3 separate regions of the Homo sapiens genome follow, and regions 2 and 3 are each linked to region 1. Evidence: chromatin loops called from intact Hi-C (ENCODE). Cell type or tissue: sigmoid colon. All regions are shown on one strand. Links, peaks and the distances in the headings refer to the core of each region. The heading gives the core; the rest is flanking DNA. Region 1 has its middle 76 kb from the start of RNU6-1. Region 2 has its middle 88 kb from the start of PIAS1. Region 3 overlaps PIAS1 (protein inhibitor of activated STAT 1).

Region 1 (5,000 bases), core at 1-5,000:
CCTGTGGTGAACCCAGGCCCGAGCAAGGCCTGGGCCAGGGGTATTGCTGGCTGGAGGTCTCTGGCTGGCAAAGTGACCGAGAAAAATCCCGCATCAACAGGTCAAATCTGTTTTTGCTTTAAAAATCTGTTTTTGTAAATAAGGTTGTATTGGAAGATGGCCATGTCCATTTATGTATATATTGCCTGACTGCTTTCTAGATATAAGGCAGTTGAGAAATTGCAACAAAGATTGTATGGCTCACAAAGCTGAAAATATTTACTATCTAGGTTTAGAATGAAAAAAGAAAAATAGCTCAGACTGCTGTAAGCTATGAGAGGTATGCAAAATTTACTTGGCTCAGAGAGACCTGGGACTTCAGTCAGGCCCCTACTCTCATCCCTCACCCCCACCTCTGCATCCCGCCCATGCCCTGGGGGCAATTGTTTAAAGGCATTTTGTTCCTGACTAGCTGGCCTCACCCATTATCTTCATGTTCCTAGAATTTGTGATACAAAGAACAATGTATAACCAATTAATAGCTTATGTTACTTTAATGTAAATTCTTGTTAAACAACTTAGGAACTGCCTCTTCTTTTTTTCCCTTTAAAAACCCATTTGTAGGTGCTGCTAATTAGAATGTATATTCAGGGCAACTTGAATCCATGTTCCTGGGTGGCCATCCTCAAGCTTTGGGCTCAAATGAACTCTATATTTAATCATACTTTCTGAATATTATTTAAGGTTGACAAGAATAAGGGAGATAAATATATACAGAACTAACCAAAGGAGTTAAAAGTGTTTGTTCTGGGCTGCTGTCTTTTGTCTCTGAATATGAGTTGGCTTTTTAAATTACGTGCGTTACTACCTCTGATAAAAAATAAGAAATTCTTATTAAGGAGTTGTCCTGATTCCCCTGGAGGGACACAGGGGGAAGCACTGGTCTGACATCAGGGTTCATGCCTGAGCCTTGCCCTGCTGTCTGCTGCTCTTTGCCAGCTGTCACCATCCCATCTGAATGGGGCTGAGTGACTCAGAGCTGCCTGGCCAGGGTTTTATGGGAACTGGACATAGGATTTTAGATACCTAAATTGGGAGGAACCACTCTGGGGCAGCCTCCTGTTTCAAGCCATCATTTGGTAGTGCCAGTATCATAAATGAGTGGCCGTATATAGCGCAGGGGTTTAAGTGGTGAATGAGCTCTACTGTTAGACTACCTAGCTTCATAAAACCCAGGCTCTCCCTCTAATTAACTAGGACCTGGGCAAGATATTTAATTTCTCTGTGCCTCAGTTTGTCATGGATAAATGGGACTTACAGTGCCTCCTTATAGGACTGTAGCGAGCTTAATTCAACTAACACATATAAAAACACTTATCACAGTGGCAGGCACATATAAGCCTAATGAATGTTAGCTTTTATTCTCATTTTCACAGATGACGTAAGTGAGGTAAGTGAGGTTCAGAGAGGGAAAGTAGCATGCACAATGTCAAACAGCCAACTGGAGACAGAGCTAGGCCTAGTGCCTGGGACTTTTCTGTCTCTCTGCAATACTCTTTCTCCTTGTACCACCCCAAGTTGCTTAGATATACATAAAGCATCTCTGGAGAGATACACAGAAAAATGAACAGTAGTGGTTACCTGTGGGCAGATAGAGACCAGAAGAATTGTGGAAGAGTAGAAGAGAAGACATCTTTTCACTGGAATTTAAAATTTTCAAGCCACATGACTGTATTATTAACACCAAATAAGGAGACAAATAGATGGATTAATTAAATAAATGGGATTGACTGGGTACAGTGGTCCACACCTGTAATCCTAGCACTTTGAGAGGCCAAGACAGGAGGATCACTTGAGCTTAGGAGCTCAAGACCAGCCTGAGAAACATAGTGAGATCTCATCTTTTTTTTTTTTTTTTTTTTTTTTCAAAAAAGGTAAATAAATGGGACTAATAATGCCTTTCTCATGGTGGAGAACAAATGAGATAACAGAAGTGAAAAGACTTCTACACTAAGTGACAACCAGATGTGAAGGGTTATGACTAGTAATTATGGTGCTTTTTAGTAAAAGCAAACTTTGCTCTGGGTTTATGGAACAAACTGTAAGAAAGGACATAAATTTCAGGCTGTTCATTAGCCAAGTTCTCCTCTTTGAGATGAAGTAGGTTTCCTTGGCCACAGGTGAAGCCATCTTGTACTGCAATGGAAATTTCCATCTTGGCATCCACAAATGAGAGCTTCCCTTCCCCCACACATACTGGCTCTCCTGAGCCCAACACATTGCATCCAGGCCGTCAGTTGGAGAACTCTTCTGGAAAACATGATTAAGGCTGCACAAACTGGGGGGTTTATTGGGTATGACAGTGAGGGCCACGGTTTGTTTTTCAAGGGAGGGAGCTAAGTCCCAGAAATAGCTGAGCTCGAGATGGCAGGCGGCTGGCAAAGGCAGGAGGCTCCAGGGCAACGCTCCCAGGCCATGTTGACTTAGGACCGGCTGCCTGAGCATTGTAAACAATTGCAGAAATGATTTCCTACCCTGGCAGAAGTCTTGTTTGGACAAGGGATCCCCCCTCCTTCTTTAAAAGGCAGTTTTATCATTTGTTTGCAAAAATGTTCAATCCCCTCTTTCTTTTCTTGTTCCCTCTGTGGCTCTGGTCTCCCCCAGAGCCAGATGAAAAATCTTTGTGTTTCTTTAATGTTAACCAAACCCCCACTCCTTTTTTAAACTGTTCCAGGTCTGCTGGACAAATACTTCCCAGCAACAGGACTAACAAGCGTCTGTTAAGGATTTTGTTAGGCTGTAGTCTTTAGCTGAAGTGACTTAATTTTTTTTTTCTCCTTGCTTATTACATTTTTAACTCCTAACACAATAAAATCTGCACACACAAGGATTGGGAGAGCCATAAAAATGAAACTCATAATGTCTTGGCCTGAACTAGCGAATGCTCCATCTAGACACTGATGTAACAGATTTGGTCTCACCCATCCTCCCAAGATGTCAGACTAGGAAATAAAACTAGTTGTAAGGGAGTAAGCTTAAAACAGAATTGTGAGCTCTGTCAGGCTGCTGGCTGGGGTGGGGCTTCTGAGAGGCTGGGGGATGGGCTGCACATTCTGAAAAGCAGCCAGAACACTGAGCAGCTCAGAAAGAAGGAATACTCTGTTCTTGACCACCCAGGGACAAGGGCAGCCAGGGGCCAGATGCGGAGCGTGATATGCTAACCTACATAGCCCACATGTCACCTCACTCCAAAAGGGAGGAGGAGGAAAAGAATAAGGAGGGATAAGAGTGGAAGATGGAAAAAGGAAAAGAAAGAGAGGGAGAGGAGATAGGAAGGAAGGGGTGCTTGGAGAGCAGAGGCGGCAGAGGCTGTATCAGTCATAGTCCCAGCTGGAAACAAGCCACTCACAAGCTTGGTAATGGAAGAGAGTTTAGTAAAGGGATTATTGACGAGGTATAGGCAAGAGTTAAGGGAAACCAAGAGGATGGTGCTACAATCCCATAGCCTGCAGCCACAGGGGAGGAGCTGTTACCACTGAGACCTGAAGGTCTTCCTCTAAAGACATTACGTAAGACATAGCTTCTCATCATTATTTCACCAGGAAATATATCACTCTACTTGAGGACATGTTAGAGACAGATGATGAATCCAAATTTAGAACTGACATAGGAGAAAACTGAGGTATAAACAGGCTGGTGGTAAGCATTAAATGTGTTTGAACATGAAAGCCTATATAACCGTAATGATCACATTTACTGGAAAATAATATAATCGTTATAGTTATTGTGGGAAAAAAAACACTCTACAAAATGTTTCTTTGTTAATCATTGCTGTTGTTGATAATAGAACATATGGGGGAAATTCCTAAAACTATAATTAAAGAAGGAATGGAAGGAAAAGGAGATTGGTGTTTGCTTGTTTGTTTTTATGGTAGCAAAATATATATAACATCAGATTTACTCTTTTTTGGAGATAGGGTCTTGCTCTGTCACCTAGACTGGAATGCAGTGATGCAATCACGGCTCACTGCAGCCTCAACCTCTCAGACTTGAGCAATCCTCCCACCTCAGCCTCCCAAGTAGCTGGGACTACAGATGTTCACCACTATGCCCAGCTAATTTTTAAATTTTTTGTAGAGATTGGGTCTTTCTATGTTGCTCAGGCTGGTCTCAAACTCCTAGATTCAAGCAATCCTCCTACTATGGCCTCCCAAAGTGCTGGGGTTACAGGTGTGAGCCAACATGCCTGGCCAAATTGACCAGTTCTGTGGTGTTAAGTACATTCACACTGCTGCACAATGATCACCACCATTTATCTCCAGAACTTTTATCTTCCCAAACTGAAACTCTATACCCACTAAACACTAACTCCCCATTCTCTTTCCTTAACCCCTGGCAACAACCATTCTACTTTTTGTCTCTATGATTTTTGACTATTCTAGATATCTCAAATAAGGGGAATCATACAGTGTGTGTGTGTGTGTGTATGTGTGTGTGTGTGTGTGTGTGTGTCTTATTTCACTTAGCATAACGTCCTCAAGGTTCATTCATGTTGTAGCATTTATGGGAATTTCCTCCTCTTTTAAGGCTGAGTATTTCATTTCATATATATATATATATATATATATATATATATATATATATACACACACACACACACACACACACAGCATTTGTTAATCCACTCATCTGTTAATGGGCACTTGGGTTGCTTCCATCTTTCGACTGTTGTAAATAATGCTGCTATGAACATGGGTGTGCAAATACATAAGTCCCTGCTTTCACTTCTTTTGAGTAGAATTGCTGAATCATATGATAATTCTATGTTTAATCTCCTTTTTAAAATTTTAGTTATTTATTTAGAGATGGGGTCTCACTCTGTCACCCAGGTGTAATGCCCTGGCTACGATCACACCTCCCTGCAGCCTTGAACTCCTGAGCTCAAGTGATCCTCTCACCACAGCCTCCCGAGTAGCTAGGACTACGGGCGTGCACTGTTGTGCCTGGTCTATGTTTAATTT
Region 2 (8,818 bases), core at 1-5,000, 53 kb before region 1:
TTTAGGAAAAATTTTAGTAAAAGATCTTTATGAAGGTGATTTTAAACTTGACTAAAACACATTTTAAAAGACCCAATAAATCAACATGTCAGATTCTTGGATAGAAAGACGCTATATTCGAGATACATTTCTCAAAATCTAGGTATGAATTTGATGCAATAACAATCAAATTACTCAAAAGACTTTTCACAGACCTTCATAAATGAATTCGTATGGAAGAATACATGTACAGGAAGAACCAAGGCAATGAAACAGAAAAAGTGGGTAAATTGCCCATCAGCTGTTAAGATACATTATAAATCAATAGTCAAAACAGTGTAGTATTTGCATAAAAATAGAAAAGGAGATAAATGGATAAATGGAAAAGAGTAAAGGGTCAGGAAATAGATCTGCGTTTATATGGGGATTTGGTATATGATAGAGGTGGTATTCAAAATCAGTGGAAAAAAGACTATTCAATAATTGGTATTAAAGCAATTAACGACCCATATGCAAAGCAACAAAATTAGATTCCTATCACATACATACACCAAAATAAATCCAGATGGAGTCAATGTTTTAATGTTTAAAAAAAAGATAAGTAAATAGATACTTAAAATTATTAGTGAAAAACGTAGATCAAATCTTTTTGAACAAAAAACAAAAATCTATAAAGGAAAATACATAAATTTTGCCATATTAAGTATTTAAAATTCTGCATGTCAAAAGACATTGCAAACAAGATTAAAAAATAATCAGCAGACTGAGGAAAATGCTTGTGATAGATACAGAAAAAAAGATAGTGGCCTAAATATATAAAGCAACTCTATAAACTAATTTTTTAAATAGCCAGTAAACAATATGCTTAATCATACTAATAATCAGGAAAATCATACAAAAATAAATTATTTTCACTCAGTAGATTCTAAAAAATTTAAGTTTTTTTAAAAAAGTGAAGTCTTATAATCAAGCAAAGCAGTGTTATAAGCTAACAAGGATGCTCATTATACGCAGTAGCTTTAGAGGGCAATTTGGCAGTGTGGATTAAAAGTAAATAAATGCATATTCAGCAATTCTACTTCCGTGCATCTACCACCAGAGAAACACTAGCCCCTGTGCAGAAGAACATGCAAAGGTTATTCATTGTAGAATTTATCACAGTAGCAAAAAATTGGAACCAATGTATATGCTCATCAAGAACAAAATGGGTAGATACAAAGTGGCTTATACATAAGATCGAATAATATAGGTGTCAAATGAGCAAAAAAGAAAAAAGCAAATTGCAGAGAAAACATTATACCATTGTGTAAAACACATATACAATATAATATATATATATACATTTATTATTACACTGTACATTTCCTGTGGGTCTACATAAATGAAATAGGTATAAATAAATGAAAAATGAGTGTAAATAAGTGGGAAAAAAATTAAATGGTCTGCAAAATTAATACATCAAAGAACCCAGGGCTGTGGGTGGTGATCAGACAGATCTTTAGCTTTAATATTCTAAGTTTAATATTAATTATTAAACAATTAAATGAAATTATTAAAAATTACAACATAATTAAAAATACAATTTACGCTGCACAAGAAAAAAATTAGAGAAAAAAGACTGAAAGGAAATGTACAACAATGTATAACAATGGTTGCCTCTGGGTGATGTGTTTATGGGTGATTTTCCTTTCTGCTTTTTTTTCCTTTCATTTTCTGTACTTTACACATTTTCTGAAATGGCCATGTGTTACTTTATAATTAGCCATGAAAAATGAAAAAGAAAAATAAAGAGCGTTTAAAAAACCCACTGTCAAATTCAGTCTTTAAAGAGCAGTGTGCTTACTTCCCTTCCCCCAAAGAGGCCCTGACATTTAGAAACAATATAAAACACTCTGAAGCACCATTTAATCCTATTACTCTTCTGGACCTCTTACAAACCTGGGGATGATCCCTTTGACTCTTTAAAATAAATCTCCCAAGGTCATGGGGTTCGTCAGTAACAGAGGGGGATGAAACTCCCAGGCCAGTGCTCCTCCCCTGCGCCATCTGGCACCTCAGAATTTCAGCAAAGATTTATTGCTTGAGCTAGCCAAAAAGCCAAATGCTCAAATGCATCTTCTTTCTAAGGGAATATTACTCCACTTAGGACCACTCTACTAACTTGCCACTGCCTCCTTTCTGGGCCTCAGTTTCCTCGTCTGTAAAATAAGGGGATTGTGTTGTCTCAGCAGGTCTGGAAATTCCAGGTTCCTAAAACATCCTGTGTGCCTTTTCTCTTCCCAGCTACTTCAAAGGATCCGCTTCTTCATGCTTGCTCTATGGTGATCACTGGGAGATCGTTTCCAATCCTGGTTCTGCAGCGAATTTATGTCCTGGGTGTCCCTGGGCAATGCAGTGCCTGTCTGGGGACCTCAGTTTTCCCATCTCTACAAGGAGGGTTTGGGCCCAGACCAGAGTTTTTCCACAATCTGGGAAGGTGAAGTGGGGTGACTTAGCTCCCTATAGGTCTGTTTCGCAAACTGAGGTTCTTGGTAAGGTTTTCTTTGAAACGAGAATCTTTAGCTACAAACCTGCTTGAAAACCACTGGGCAAGGAGACTTCGCAAGCTCTTTTCCAGGACTGACATTCTGTTTCTCCATGAGCAGCAGAACACTAGGTACCAGGGTAAAATAATGAAGATGACTCCCTTGGCTTGGGGCTTCCATCCTACTCCCTCTTGGGGGCTGAGCTGTTCAGTATTAAGATCTGAAATGCTCGGATCAGCTCAGCCCCCACTTCTTCCTCTCGCTCCCCGTCACCTAGGCAACCGGGCGGGGCCTGGGCGCGCGGTTCCTCCCTCCCCTTTCTCCCCACTCCAACGCCAGGCTGCATTCCCACCCTCTGCCTCCGCCTCTGCCCACAGCTTCTCTGCGTCTGGAGTCGCGAGTTCCACCAGTCGGGCTGCGTTTTGTGAACATGGAAACCAGATTTCAAGCGGGGGGGCCCCAACGCCCGAAAATGATCCTAGTTTGCATGCTAGATTTGCCTGGCTTCTTGACGGACGTGTTGCAGCCAAAGGGTCTGACCTTGCCAGGGCAACGTATGCAGAGCTTTGGAGGCCTGAGACGGGCTTGTTGGTGCTCAGGGGGCCAGGAACAGGCAGGGTGCTCTAATACCAGAGCATCCTAGAACGCCCGGGCAAACAGCCGTGAGAGGGGGACAGCGGGTCGTCCGAGGTGGGGGCTGGAAGCACGCATCTGAGTGGTTCTCTGCTCCACGTGGGGAGTCAGGAGCAAAGGGCCCTGGGGTATAATTTCCCACGGAGTTATCTCTGTGACCCTGTGGCCAGGGCTGGGGGCCTGGGTCCGCGTGGGAGTCCACGCTGGGCTCATGATAATGGGCATATGGGGGCAAATGAATAGGAAGAGATCAGGGATTTGGAAGGAATGGACAGGGGCTTTGTAGAGGCAACTGGCTGAAATTTGTACCTGCAAATTACACTGAAAAATTGGGGTTCAATTTAAGGAGTGAGTTGGAGCTCTGAAGGGAAAAAGTGCTAAGCCTGTCCCAAGCTCAGCCATAAAAGGCAGCAGGACCCTGGGCAAGTCCTAGCCACTTAGTTTCTTCAACAATTAAATGGCAGGGAGATGGTATATGGACTAGGGCAAGCGTCAAATATTAACAGCAATTAGAACTAATAGAAGGATTCAGCAAAGTTGCAGAGTACAAGATCAACACACAAAAATCAGCTGTATTTCTGTACATGTAAGGCAATGAACAATCCAAAAAAGAAAATTAAGAAAACAATTTCGTTGTATAATATCACCAAAAAAAAAATTTTTTTAAAAGATGTATACTGGAACTTTCTGCTTAATTTTTCTGTAAACCTAAAACTGCCCTCCCAAAATAAGGTCTATTACTTTGTAGGGGGGTGGAAAATAGAATATGCCAGGCACCTTGGCACATGCTTGTAATCCCAGCACTTTGGGACGCTGAGGCAGGCGGATGGCTTGAACCCAGGAATTTGAGACCAACCTGGCCAACATGGTGAAACTCTGTCTCTATAAAAAAATACAAAAATTAGCCAGGCGTGCTGGGGCATGCCAGTGGTCCCAGCTACTCGGGAGGCTGAGGTGGGAGGGTCACCTGAACCTGGGAGGTGGAGGTTGCAGTGATCCCAGATGGTGCCATTGCACTCTAGCCTGGGTGACAGAATGAGACCCTGTCTCAAGCAAATGAGACCCTGTCTCAAAAAAAACTTTAAACAATTTTAAAAAATAGAATACTTAACAATATATTTAATCAAGAAGATGTGAGACTAATACAATGAAAACATTGTTAAAATAAAGAAGATCTAAATAAATGGAAAAACATCCTGAGTTTGTGGATTTGAAGACTTAATATTAAAATGGCAATACTACACAAAGCAATCTACAGATTCAATGCAATCTCTATCAAAATCCCAAAGGCCTTTTTGCAGAAATAGACAACATGATCCTAAAATTCATACGGAATTGTAAGGGACCATGAATAGCCAAAACAATCATGAAAAAGAACTAAGTTGGAGGACTTAGTCTTCCTGATTTCAAAACTTCGTACAAAGCTACAGTAATCATCAGGTACATGTACTGGCATAAGGACAGACATACAGATAAATGAAATAGAATTAAGAGTCTAGAAATAAATTCATACATCCATGGTCAACTGATTTTCAAAGACTACTATGACCATTCAAAGGGAAAGAAGAGCCTCTTCAACAAATTATGATGGGAAAACTGGGTATCTACACGCAAAAGAATGAAGTTGGAACCCTACATTGCACCATATACAAAAACTAATGCAAAATGGACAAAAGACCTAAATGTAAGAGCTAAAACCATAAAACTCTTACATGAACATATAAAGGTAAATGTCCATGACCTCAGAGTTGGCATTGGCTTAAGAAATGACACAAAAAACACAAGCAACAAAAGAAAAAATTAGAGGCTGGGCATGGTGGCTCAGATCTGTAATCCCAGCACTTTGGGAGGCTGAGGTGGGCAGATCACTTGAGGTCAGCAGTTCAAGACCAGCCTGGCCAACATGGTGAAACCTTGTCTCTACTAACAATACAAAAATTAGCTGGGGGTGGTGGCGCGTGCCTGTAGACCCAGCTACTCAGGAGACTGAGGTGGGAAAATCACTTGAACCCAGAAGGCAGAGGTTGCAGTGAGCGAGAGTTGCACCATTGCACTCCAGCCTGGGCAACAGAGCAAGACTCTGCCTCAAAAAATAAATAAATAAATAAATAAATAAAAGGAAAAAAAAAGAAAAAATTAGATAAATTGGATTTCATCAAAATCAAAAACATCAAAAGATGCTTTTAAGAGAGTGAAATGACAATGTACAGAATGGAAGATAATATTTGCAAATCATATATCTGATAAGGACTTGTAGTATCCAGAATATATGAAAATCTCCTACAACTCAACAACAAAAAGACAACCAATTTTTAAATGGGCAATGGACTTGAATAGACGTTTCTGTAAAGAAGTTATACAATGGCCAAGAAGCACATAAAAGATGCTTAGTATCATTGTCATTAGGGAAATTCAAATAAACAAACACAATAAGACACTATTTTTGCACCCACTAGAATGGTTATAATTTTTTTTATAAAGGAAAATAACAAGTGTTGTTGAGGATGTGGAGCAGTTAGAACCCTCATATGTTGCTGGTGGAAATGTAAAATGGTGCATCCACTGTAGAAAGCAATTTGGCACTTCTTCAATAACTTAAACAAGAATTGCCCTGTGATCCAGCCATTCCTCTCCTGGGTATGTAACTGAAAGAATTAGCCACACCCGGTGGCTCACACCTTTAATCCCAGCACTTTGGGAAGCTGAGGAGGGCAGATCACTTGAGCCCAGGAGTACAAGACCAGCCTGGGCAACATGGTGAAACCCCTTTCTGCAAAAAATACAAAAATAAGCCAGGCATAGTGGTTTATGCCTGTAGTCCCAGCTACTCAGGAGGCTGAGGCAGGAGGATTACTTGAGCCCAGGAGGCTGAGGTTGCAGTGAGCCAAGATCATGCCATTGCACTCCAGCCTGGGTGACGGATTGAGACCCTGTCTCAATAAGAAATAAATAAATAAAAATAATATAACTGAAAGAATTGAAACAGGTGCTCGAGCAAAAATGCATCCACAAATGCTCATAGCAAGCAGCATTATTCACAACAGCCAAAAGGTGGAAACAATTCAGTCGTCCATCAACTGATAAACAGATAAACAAATATGTACTCAAACAATGGAATATTATTCAGCCATAACAAAGAATGAAGTACAGATACATGCTACAACATTGAAAACATTATTCTAAGTGAGGCTGGGTGTGGTGGCATGCACCTGTAATCCCAGCTACTAGGGAAGCTGAGGCATGAGCATTGCTTGAACTGGGGAGGTGGAGGTTGTGGTGAGCCAAGATCATGCCACTATACTGCAGCCTCCTGGGTAACAGAGTGAGACTCTGTCTCGAAAATAAAAAACATTATACTAAGTAAAAGAACAAGTCATAAAAGGCCACATTTTATATGATTCTGTTTATGTGAAATGTCCAGAAGAGGCAATTTTACAGACACAGAAAGTAAATTAGTGGTTTCCAGGAACTGAGGAGAAAAGGTAATGGGGAATCACTGCCTAGCGGGTATGGGATTTTCCGTAGGGGAGATGAAAATGTGGTGAATATTGTACAATACTGTGACTGCACTGTCATTCATGGTAAATTTTACATTATATGTATTTTACCACTCTAAAAAACGTGTCATCAATTATTTCCCAAAAGACTGCTAATTCCTTAAAATTTTCTCTCACCTCCCCCAAAATAAACTTGTTTTAACAGCAAGACTATTTTTTTTCAAGTATAAGCTTATGCAGAAACTCTATCTCTGAAACAGATAAAAGTGGAAGTCTTGGAGTAGAGAGATCCCTGTGTCCCTTTTACCCTGTATGAAAGTCCCTAAGTAGTTGGAAATTTCTGGAGTGTCTTCCAGCCCTGAACTTCTGGGTTTGAAGGCTTAGTAAGTGGGTGTTGAACGAATGCTCTGCTGGACTGATCTAATGAAATGATCACCTGGATTGGTGACCACACTGGAGCTCCAGCTCTAGTCCAAGTCCTCTGTGGAATTCTGGCCACAGCTTGCTGAGCTCAGCACTGGACACTATCCTTGGAAAAGATGGCAAAGTGAGCCAGTCGTGGAAGGTCCGAGAAGGCCTGCTGTAGTGGGGAGGTACATGTGATGCAGAAGAGCTGGGGGCTCTGGAGCCAGTCTGCCTGGCTTTGATACCTGGATCCATATTTAGTAACTATTTTCTGGATGTTAAATTCCCGAACTGTCCATACATCAGGGATTAATAATACTACATATGGCATGGTGGTATTGTGAGGATTAAATACGTTAATTCGTGTAAAGTGCTTAGAACAATGCTTGGCACATAGAAAGCTCTCAGTAGCTAATCTTGGCTGGGCAGGGTGGCTCAAGCCTGTAATCCCAGAACTTTGGGAGGCTGAGGTGGGTGGATCGCTTGAGCCTTAGAGTTCCAGACCAGCCTGGGCAAATGATGAGACCCCCGTCTCTACAAAAATTACAAAAATTATTCAGGTGTGTTGGTGCATGTCTGCAGTCCTACCTATTCGGGAAGCTGAAATGGGAGGATCGCTTCAGTCCAGGGGTTGAGGCTGCAGTTAAGCTGTGATTGTGCCACTGTACTCCAGCCTAGGTGACAGAACCAGACTTTGTCTCAAAAAAAATAAAAAGAAAAAAAAGAAAGAGAGAGAAAGAAGAAAGAAAGAAAGAAAGAAAGAAAAGGAAGAAAGAAAGAAAAGGAAGAAAGAAAGAAAGAAGAAAGAAAGAGAAAGAAAGAAAGAAAAGAAAGAAAGAAAGAAAGAAGAAAGAAAGAAAAAGAAAGAAAGAAAGAAAGAAAGAAAGAAAGAAAGAAAGAAAGAAAAGAAAGAAAGAAAGAAAATAAATCATATTTTTATTCTAAAACTACAGTGGCCCCATTCATCATATGACTCAATACACTCAACTCTCTGGTGAGGGAGTATCTCTCACCAATGAGGGTCCATGGATGACCTTGGACCACGACTTGCCCGTCAACCTGGTTTCTCCTGTGTGGCACACATGGCTGTGGCTAATGAAGGAATATTCTCAAAATCTCTGCATAATTCAGAGATTAGGCTTGAATGTGTATTTCAATCCGCTCATCTTAACCCATAGGTATTGAAATTAACTGAATGAATTGCAAGTTGTTACTTTTGTTTGGTTCGTTTTGTTTGTTTGTTTGTTTGTTTGTTTGAGACAAAGTCTCACTCTGTTGCCCAGGCTGGAGTGCACTGATGTGATCAGGGCTCACTAAAACCTTAACCTCCTGGGCTCAAGCAATCCTTCCACCTCAGCTTCTTGAGTAGCTGGGAGCTGGGACTACAAGCACGCACCGCCATACCTGGCTAATTTTTGTATTTTTTTGTAGAAACAGGGTTTCACCATGTTGCCCAGGCTGATCTCAAACTCCCGGGCTCAAGCGATCCACCTACCTTGGCCTCTCAAAGTGCTGGGATTACAGGCGTGAGCCACCTCACCCGGCCTACAAACATTTTTTTTAAATGAAAAATTAAAGAATAGAATGGAAAAGAATCAGATAATTGGGCTAAGTATTAAGTAAGTACTGTTTGTTGAAACTTCTGTGTCCGTTTGTGTGTATGTGTGGCCATGCACACCTATGAACTGGGTTATGATATAACATGTATTTCTTACTAAGGGTTGCAGTTAAAAAAAAAAAAATTGAAGGCCGTGATCTGGTAACAGCCAGGGATTTTCC
Region 3 (8,818 bases), core at 526-5,525, 240 kb before region 1:
AAGATTAAATTCCTCCTCCAAAGAACTCATAATCTAGTAGAGGGTAAAGATGTTCAGTGAGATCATCTCTAATGCACTCTGATGGAGTATGTTCAGGAAGCTAACCAAAAGTCAACTCATCAATTTTGGGGGTTCTGGGATGTCTCCTGGAAAAAAGTGAAACAAAGGATAATGACATTAGGCAGAGAAGGCAGCAGGGGAGTTTTGAGGCATAGAGCACAAAACTAAAGCACTGAAGAAAGACTAAAGAGTTCCATATTTTTGGAATGGAATGTGAAGTATGAAAAGAAGAGTAAATACAGGCGACCCTGGAAAGTAATAAGCAGGTGCCACGTCATGGAAAGTTTAAAAAGCAGAGTGAATACAGGCGACCCTGGAAAGTAATAAGCAGGTGCCACATGATGGAAAGTTTGTGTGTCATGCTAACATACTTGGAGTTTTTATTCCCTTGGTGTTAAGAAGCCATGAAATGCAAGGGAATGAGAATGGTAAGATTTTAGATCTGTATAAATCACTTAGGAGGCTACCAGAGGAGATAGAAAAAGGCGTCAAGGAGAGGGATGTTTTATCTAAGAATGGTTTTTAAAATAAAAGCAGGATATGAGAGCTTAAACAAGGGCAATGATAGCATGATAGACAGAAGGCACATTTGAGAAATATTTAGGGAGTAAGTTTGACAGGAGTTGGTGAGTTCAGTTTTAAATACTTGAATTTGAGGAACCAGTGAAATGCTTAGGTGAAGGTAGTTAGCTATATAAGTCTGAAACGCAGGGGAGAGGTCTGAGATGAAGACATGTATTTTGGGGTGGGTGTTAGTTTTAAACCATAAGGGTGCGTAGAAAAGTGCACCCAAGATAAAACTCCAAGAACAGCCACATTTAGAATGCTTCCCTTAAGAGAATCCATTGAAGGCAGGTGATTGAGAAGATATGGTCAGAGAAGAAAGGAGAGAATTTCAAGGAGAAAGTGGTTCATATCAAATGCAGCAGAAGTATTCAGGATGAAAACTGAAAATATACACTTTAAATTTAGCAATCAGATCATCATTTGTGACATCTGAAAGAGCAATTTCAGTGGAATGATAGAGGGTTAAAGACCATAATGAGATGCAGTGAGGAGGTAAAAAGAGCAAGTGTAGACTACTCTCACAAAAATTCGGATGAGAACAATGGGAGGAACACAGAGCTCTATCCATAGAGGAGCTTGTTTTCCTATTTTTTAAAAGATAAAAGAGTCTTGACAGCACAGAGTGACAGAAAAAGCCTGCAGACAGAGAGGAACTGAAAACACAGGACAAAGAGCAGATATATGAGGGAGCCAGGTCTCATAATACTGTTACCAAGCATCTCTACCTGGATGTCTCATCCCATCTCAAACACCACAAGTCTAACAGTCCACTCTGATCTCCCCCCTGCAATCTGATCTTTTCAACACAGTTTTCTGTTTCAGTAAATGGCATTACCATGTTACCTAGTGCTTGAGTAAGAAGCTTAGCACTCCTCCTTGGACTCATCACTCCACACACACAGTCAATGCCATTTCAATGCTTCTCAAAACTGTCAACTTCTATCTACCACTATCACCTTAGTTCAAGACATTATCATCTCTTACGTATACTATTACAAACAGGTTCTCAACTGGCCTCACTGCATTAGCCTTGCCTTCCTTTGATTCGTCTTCAAAGTGAGAATCAGATTGTCTAAATGTAATCGTGTCATTTACTCCTCTGCTTAAAAATCTTTTAATGGTTTTCTATCATCTATCTTCATATCGTCTATGTCAACTTATACCTGTCCAACTCTCTGGTCACCCTCCTTCTTGGCGCTCTCTCTCTCTCTCTCTTTTTTTTTTTTTTTTTTTAAAGACAGTGTCTCTCTCTGTTGCCCAAGCTGGAGTGCAGTGGTGCGATCTCAGCTCACTGCAACTTCTGCCTCCCGGGTTCAAGCGATTCTCGTGCCTCAGCCTTCCGAGTAGCTGGGACTACAGGCACATGCCACCATGCCAGGATAATTTTTTTGTATTTTTAGTAGAGACAGGGTTTCACCATGTTGGTCAGGCTGGTCTGAACTCCTGACCTCACTCAAGTGATCTACCCGCCTCGGCCTTCCAATGTGCTGGGATTACAAGGGTGAGCCACTGCACCCAGCCCTTCTTGGCTCTCTCTATTCCAGCTGCACTGGCCTTTTCTCCTGGCATACTCTGTTCCCATCTTGGAGCTTAACTTCTCCTCATACTTATAATCTTGCCTTAAGTATCACAGTATCAGAGAGGACTACGTTCCCCTATTGTACCTCTACAGAGTTCCCTGTCTATCTTCTTCAAGGCACATGTCAAAACTTTAACTCATTAATGACTTGTGCAATTATTTAATGCCTGTCTTTCTTACCAGACTGCAAACTTCTGGGGGATGCAGAGATGGTATGTGTCTTGTTTAATGTTATATTCTCCTGTTCCTGGAACACAGTAGACTCTTAACACAATTTCTTGAATGAAAAGAATAAATGAATAAGCAGGGAAAGGGAGATTTCCTCTTGACACTGAACAAAATAAAGCGAGGACTGGGCACAAATGTAGATAAGCTAAAAAAGTAATTATGGTGGCACTGAGATTAAGGAAGAAATGGGTGGTTTAGGTAATTCATGTCTTGTAGCCCCAATTTTCATGCATTGGCAGAGTGCTGAGAGAGGGGGATAGTGTTTGATTAGATTATGGCTAAGGCTTGAAATAACTGCTGAAGGGAGAAGGAAGAGGAGAAAGAAACTTGATTAAGAGTTGGTAAAAGACTGTTTTTCATAGTTGTGAGGGGACAACTCTACACAAAGGCAGAAACTGCAAGACAAAATCCTACTAAATCAAATGATTCAGAGAATGGAGTTCTCTGTGAAAAGTCTAAATAATACCAACTTTATTCTTTCAAGAACATAAGAGTGTCTGGCTTGACTACTAAAACTTTGCTAGAAGTACTTATTTTATTAAGAATGACTTACAAAGAACATATTTGTAACTGATTTGACTCTTTTAAAATACCTGACATTTCCTTTTGTCAAGTTATTGTAAACAGAATTTTAATTACATAATTTGTTGGGAAAGTTTTTGGTTTTTTTTTTTTTTTTTTTTTTTACAGGCAGCATACAGGTAAAGGTAGATAACCTGTTTTTTAGTAAATTACAACAAATTTCTTACTGGTGGGATCCAAATTAATATTCCATTGGCTTCCCTGGCCAATAAGTAAGGTAAGGTATCAATTTCCACAAAAATCTCATCCAGTGTACAATTATTCTCCACATCCATCAGTATATCAGACTAGAAATAGCTTTTGAATTAAACAGTTTTTGCTGCTTAATGGTAGCTAATAGTGGTTTCTCGGAGAAAATAAAATAATTCAATTCCAGACTCACGTTCCCACTCTCCCTCCAGGTGGTGCTATAGCTACAAGCGGAGAAGAGTTAACAGCTTGAGCAAAGACAGTTGGCCTTATTGTTGTTGTTGCTGTTACTATTAAATAAAATAACTTCATCTGCCTTATTTCTTGGTATTCCCTCTTCCATACAGGCTCACATAATTCTTTGCTTTCTGACTGGCTGAGATTCTAGTATTGTGAGGCAAATACGAAGATTCTCAGTAGAATGACCAGGAATAACTTCAGCAAGATTGTGATAGAAGACAAGTTATCTTATACTCTCCTTCAAGGCAGATGTCTGTCTTTTCTTTCAGGATCCCTACCATCTTCTTATCCCTGCCAAATGGTGCCACCACTCCCGCAGATCCCAAATCAGTGCTGCCCTTCTAGGTCTCCATCATCTGTCAATGCATGCCTACAGAGGCATTAGCCAAAGTGTGCTCCCATTGATTCAGGATTAGCTGCATTTTTAAAGGACCATTTTAATACAGAAAAATTCTTCAATGAACTATTAAGGGTATATTGATATTCAGGGGTAGTGGGATCTTTTACTCTGCCACAGAAATAAGTTACAGAAAGGGGTAATAGCTATGCTACAAAAGGAAAGCTGCTATTATCTTAGTTCTTTCCACCAGAGTGTTCCTAAGTACAAATCTGATAATGGGCTTCATTAATCAGTTCACATCAAAAGTCCTTAAAGGATAGCTATCTAACACCTGCCTATAAAAGTTTTGTTTCTAAGTCCCCAGCCCTCACTCCTAAATCCACGCAGCCCCCGGCTCTCACAAATAAAAGAATAAACGAAGAACTTAGTTCACCTCTTTGGAAAGGCCAAACCCTCTGACCTTAACCCTTAAAAACAGAGGTCAGCACAGCCCCATTTGAAGACCTTGAATCTCAAATTCAACGTATCAAAACAAACCATCCAGTAATTCACACGTATGAACCCAGACTTCGCAGAAGCATTAGAAATCAGACGGCATAAACTTCTTGTTACAGATGAGGAAGATGAAACTCAGGAGCAGCGTTACTTGTCCACAGTCATATAATTGATTAATGGCAGAATTATTATTTCTACCACCCCACTGGCTCTCTTCACTTTGTAAATGCAGGGGGTGAGGCCATGATATAATTCTGTACATTTTTCCTGGATAAACCACCAATCTAAAATAACTTTCTTGAAATTTATGCCAAGATGCCCTTCCCATTTCCCAGAATTCCTTAAACATTGATTTTATGAAGTTGTAGAATAATATTCTTCCATGTTTGTGCACTGACTTCACAAAGTTAATTTTAAGATTAGTAAAATATAGATTATAAAATATAGCTCATGACAAAGATATCAGAACTACTCTAAGAACTACACAACAGGCTCCAGTGAATAAACAAATTCTAAAATTTCTTGAGTTGAGAAAATACTACTCTAACCTTTAACAAAATAGCTGAATAAGTGAAATAAGTTTATCATACGTACTTAAAGCTCTAGAATGATCCGGATTCCTTATTCCCTTTGCTCGTAACCTCTGAAGAAGAACTGTTGAGGACAACTGTTTTACAAGATATACTGCCATGGAATAGTTCTGGAAAAAAAAAGAAGTAGAAAACAAACAACATATGTAAGTAAATAGTACATCTATTTTAATCTCACCATGATAGGGAAAGAAAACTAACACTTCTTAAAACACCTACTGTGTGTCAAGCAGTCTTAGGTGTTTTCATGAACAGTAATTCATTTAATCCTGACCAAAAAGCTGCCGAGATGATCATAAACCTGTTTTTATGGATGAGGATACTGAAGTACAGAGAAGTAAAAGAACTTGCCCTAATTTTGCAATTTTCAAGTAACAAACCTAGAATTTAAACCCAGGTCTGTCTTGGATTTAATATTACCTATACTTGAAGCTAATGAATTTAAGGCACTTACATGAAAGAATACTGTTAAGACTAAGTATAAGCCAAAGACAATAAGATGTCAAAGCTATAAACCATATTTAGTAGGTAACAGATATATCTAAAATAGTATCTATTTTTTTTAAATGACAAATGAGATGGGCTTCCTAATTTATACCTTTTAACCTTTCTCTATGCCTTCAAGTAGCTCTTGAAAAGATTATACTTGGGCCATTATCACAACAAGCAGAGGGAATATTAAAGAAGGTTTTCAAACAGAAGCTGCTGGTTTGGCAAATGAACAGATGAATATCCATTACCAGCAGACAGACTACCCAGAGATGACAGAGGTAGAAGGGGACCAAAAAAAAAAAAAAAAAGAAAAGCCAAAACCAAAAAAAAACAGTTAATCAACAAGCTAAGACTAAGTGAAGGGTACATGGTTGGGTAAGAGAAAGAAAAGACGGCTGAGGTTCACGAAGGGTAGGAAGGAGATCTAAATGAGAAGGATCAGTTTCTATTTGGTGCTGGGATCAAGAGGAAGATCAAGAGACTTGAAAAGAAGTAAAAGGAAAAATAATTGCTGCCATCTTGTATTTTATAGCTACACACATTTTTCAAAGCATTCTTAACATACGCTGCCTACTTCATTTAAACTTTGCACAAGGCCTATTAAGACACAGGTAGGATAGGTATTTTTCTAAGTGAAGGGCTGATGAAACTGAGGCACAAAAAGATTATGCAATCTGCTCATGATTAGGCAACTGCTTGATGACAGAGCAGACACTAGAAACCAAAGGGAAAGGGTGGGAATATTAAGACATGGAACTTAATGCACTCCCCTCTTTTGACAGAAAATATACTACAATACTCTCTGGAAGGTCATATTTTTATTTAAAGTTCGGAAAGCTATCTGTGTTTACATGCTACACATTTTCTGAGAGGGAGGAAAAAGAAGTGTCAAAAAAGCGAATTTACCTTCATTAATAAATTTCACATTAATGAGGAACAAGTAACATTAAAACTTTCCCAGCCGGGAGCAGGGGCTCATGACTGTAATCCCAGCACTTTGGGAGGCTGAGGTGGGTAGGTCACGAGGTCAGGAGATCGGGACCATCCTGGCTAACGTGGTAAAACCCCGTCTCTACTAAAAATACAAAAAACTAGCCGGGTGTGGTAGCACGTGCCTGTAGTCCCAGCTACTTGGGAGCCTGGGGCAGGAGAATGGCGTGAGCCTGGGAGGCAGAGCTTGCAGTGAGCCAAGATGGCGCCACTGCACTCCAGCCTGGGTGACAGAGCAAGACTCTGTCTCCCCCCCCAAAAAAAAAAAAAAAAAAAAATTCCTAAATTTTAGAGCATACAACATACTAATCTGATATAGCATTGACAAGCTTTATTTGTTTATTTATTTATTTAATTTGAGACAGAGTCTCGCTCTGTCACCCAGGCCGGAGTGCAGTGGCGCAATCTCGGCTCCCTGCAACCTCCACCTCCCGGGTTCAAGTGATTCTCCTGCCTCAGCATCCCAAGTAACTGGGACTACAAGTGTGCACCACCATATCTAGCTAATTTGTGTGTGTGTGTGTGTGTGTGTGTTTTGTTTTTTTGTTTTTTTTGTTTTTAGTAGAGATGGGGTTTCACCATGTTGGCTAGGCTGGTCTTGAACTCCTGACCTCAAGTGATCCGCCTGCCTCAGCCTCCCAAAGTGCTTGGATTACAGGCATGAGTCACCAGGCCCAACTGGAAAGCTTCTTTTAGAAAAAAATCTTATTCACCATTATTATTTACTTGCTTAATGCTTCAAGTATGACAGAAACTGGAGAAATGCTAATTAACAATGTGAAACTATGTATTGACAACTTGAATCTTCAGAACTTGGAATTACCCTAAGGCTTTATATAAATATTTAAGAAGAGATCAAGCAGAAACTGCAACAAGTTCAGTGAAAAGGTATGCTCACTCTAGTTGAAACATGTAAGCAAATAGAAAAATAAAATAAAAGCAGCAAAAAGAATGTGGTACTAACAAATGCCACTTGTACTGGTAATATAAAATGAAATTTTTACATCATATGAAAGAGGTTCAGCAGCAAAAAAAACCCCACCAAAGCTTAATAGTGACAGAGATTCTTTTCTAGGTAGACAGTATTTTATTGTTCCTGCTAATCCTTCAAATACTAATTCCAACTACTGATATATATTATACTATATTATATTATATTATACTGATAGTTTTGTTTATTGCTTTTTCAAAAGTCTTAAAAATTATTTGTCAAGTTCATGAGATAATTTCTCTGTAATTGAAATATACTCTATTCATTATGTGCCCCTTACACTAGTACAAGTTGAGTATCCCTGATCCGAAATGCTTGGGACTATAAGTATTTTGGACTCTGAATTTTTTTTTTCTTCCAGATTTTGGAATATCTGCATTATACTTACCAGTTCAGCATCCCTAATCTGAAAATCTGAAGTCTGAAATGCTCAAACAAGTATCTCCTTTGAGCATCCTGTTTTGAATTTTAGAGCATCTTGTGTTTCAGATTTTCAGATTAGGAATACTCAACCTACATCTAAATAATTTCTCTACAAATAATGAGAGTTTAATAAATGCTAAAAGGAGTGCTTACCCTGAGGTAGAGCAAGAAGTTACAATATAACTCACTTACTTCTTTCAGGCGCTATACTAGCTCTCCTATTTACTTCATTTGAAAAGACACAGTTGCAACATTTCTCACTGGCAACTATTTATACAAAAGTATCTGCAAAATAGTAAGATATTCTACATGAACTATTCAGAATATCTTCACAAGCTGAATTAAAACAGTAATTTAAAAACAATCTATTAAGTTATTTTCTGGGCTTTGGAAAATAATGCTGATTTAGTGTTTTACTTCCCCAGAAAAATGTCTTCAAATCTTTGTAGCTGGAAGCCTTCCTATGGAAGAGTATTTCCCCCCTCCTCTAGTGCTTTTTATCAGCGGCCATATTCCCCTCCTCTCCTACAGTTTCAGACTTCTTTCCTATTTCACCAAAAACACTCCCCTTCTTCCTTGGTGAGCTATTCTTTTCATACACAAAAACAAAACATTTTCAAAACTTTCCCCAAAAAGGAGGAAAAAGGGAACTCCAAGGTACACTAGAAATAAAATATTTAAAAGGATTTTAAAAACCTAATGGTGACATATGAGTTAAAGGAAAAAAATATAACCCTGAGAGATGTCAAAAAGAATTTTGATATAATTCAAAATCCATTTCTAAAAAAAAATCCAGTAAGAGAAATATAGAAATACATCATTGATATAATATTCTATCAAAATTAATAGCAACATTATAATAATGTTATAACAGTAGCAGTATTCTCATTAACATAAGGAGCAAGTCAAATATGTCCACTAGTGCCTGCATTGTTTAACGCTGTTTACAAAGTTCTAGGTAGTAGAACAAGAAATAAATGACAAAAGTATTAGGGTAATATAATTTATATGACATACCTAAAACTCAAAACTGTCAACATAGAAATACCAAT

Evidence for each region. Hi-C counts contacts between places; a loop is a spot of excess contacts. Peaks named below come from ENCODE experiments on the same cell type or tissue, not always from the same donor. Only the 100,000 strongest peaks of a DNase experiment are listed, where the experiment ranks them.
Region 2: a loop joins it to region 1, with 2.0 times the contacts of the local background. A loop is called at or near these places in 9 of 110 quality-filtered maps.
Region 3: a loop joins it to region 1, with 2.4 times the contacts of the local background. A loop is called at or near these places in 8 of 110 quality-filtered maps.

What each region holds. Positions count from the first base shown.
Region 1 is chr15:67,913,226-67,918,225 of GRCh38, reverse strand. No RefSeq gene overlaps it. Among named protein-coding and RNA genes, the nearest start is that of RNU6-1, 76 kb to the right of the region's middle. In sigmoid colon, for the core only: no CTCF peak of the experiment used is centred there; DNase peaks (open chromatin) are centred at 1,006, 2,405, 3,085 and 3,460; H3K4me3 peaks cover 676 bases; H3K27ac peaks cover 2,536 bases.
Region 2 is chr15:67,962,319-67,971,136 of GRCh38, reverse strand. No RefSeq gene overlaps it. Among named protein-coding and RNA genes, the nearest start is that of PIAS1, 88 kb to the left of the region's middle. RefSeq lists enhancers at 1,728-2,644, 7,991-8,160. In sigmoid colon, for the core only: no CTCF peak of the experiment used is centred there; a DNase peak (open chromatin) is centred at 2,826; H3K4me3 peaks cover 1,046 bases.
Region 3 is chr15:68,149,752-68,158,569 of GRCh38, reverse strand. PIAS1 (protein inhibitor of activated STAT 1) reads right to left here. Exons shown (of 14, transcript NM_016166.3): 7 at 4,875-4,980. Among named protein-coding and RNA genes, the nearest start is that of CALML4, 51 kb to the left of the region's middle. In sigmoid colon, for the core only: a CTCF peak has its summit at 3,401 (motif pointing right); no DNase peak of the experiment used is centred there.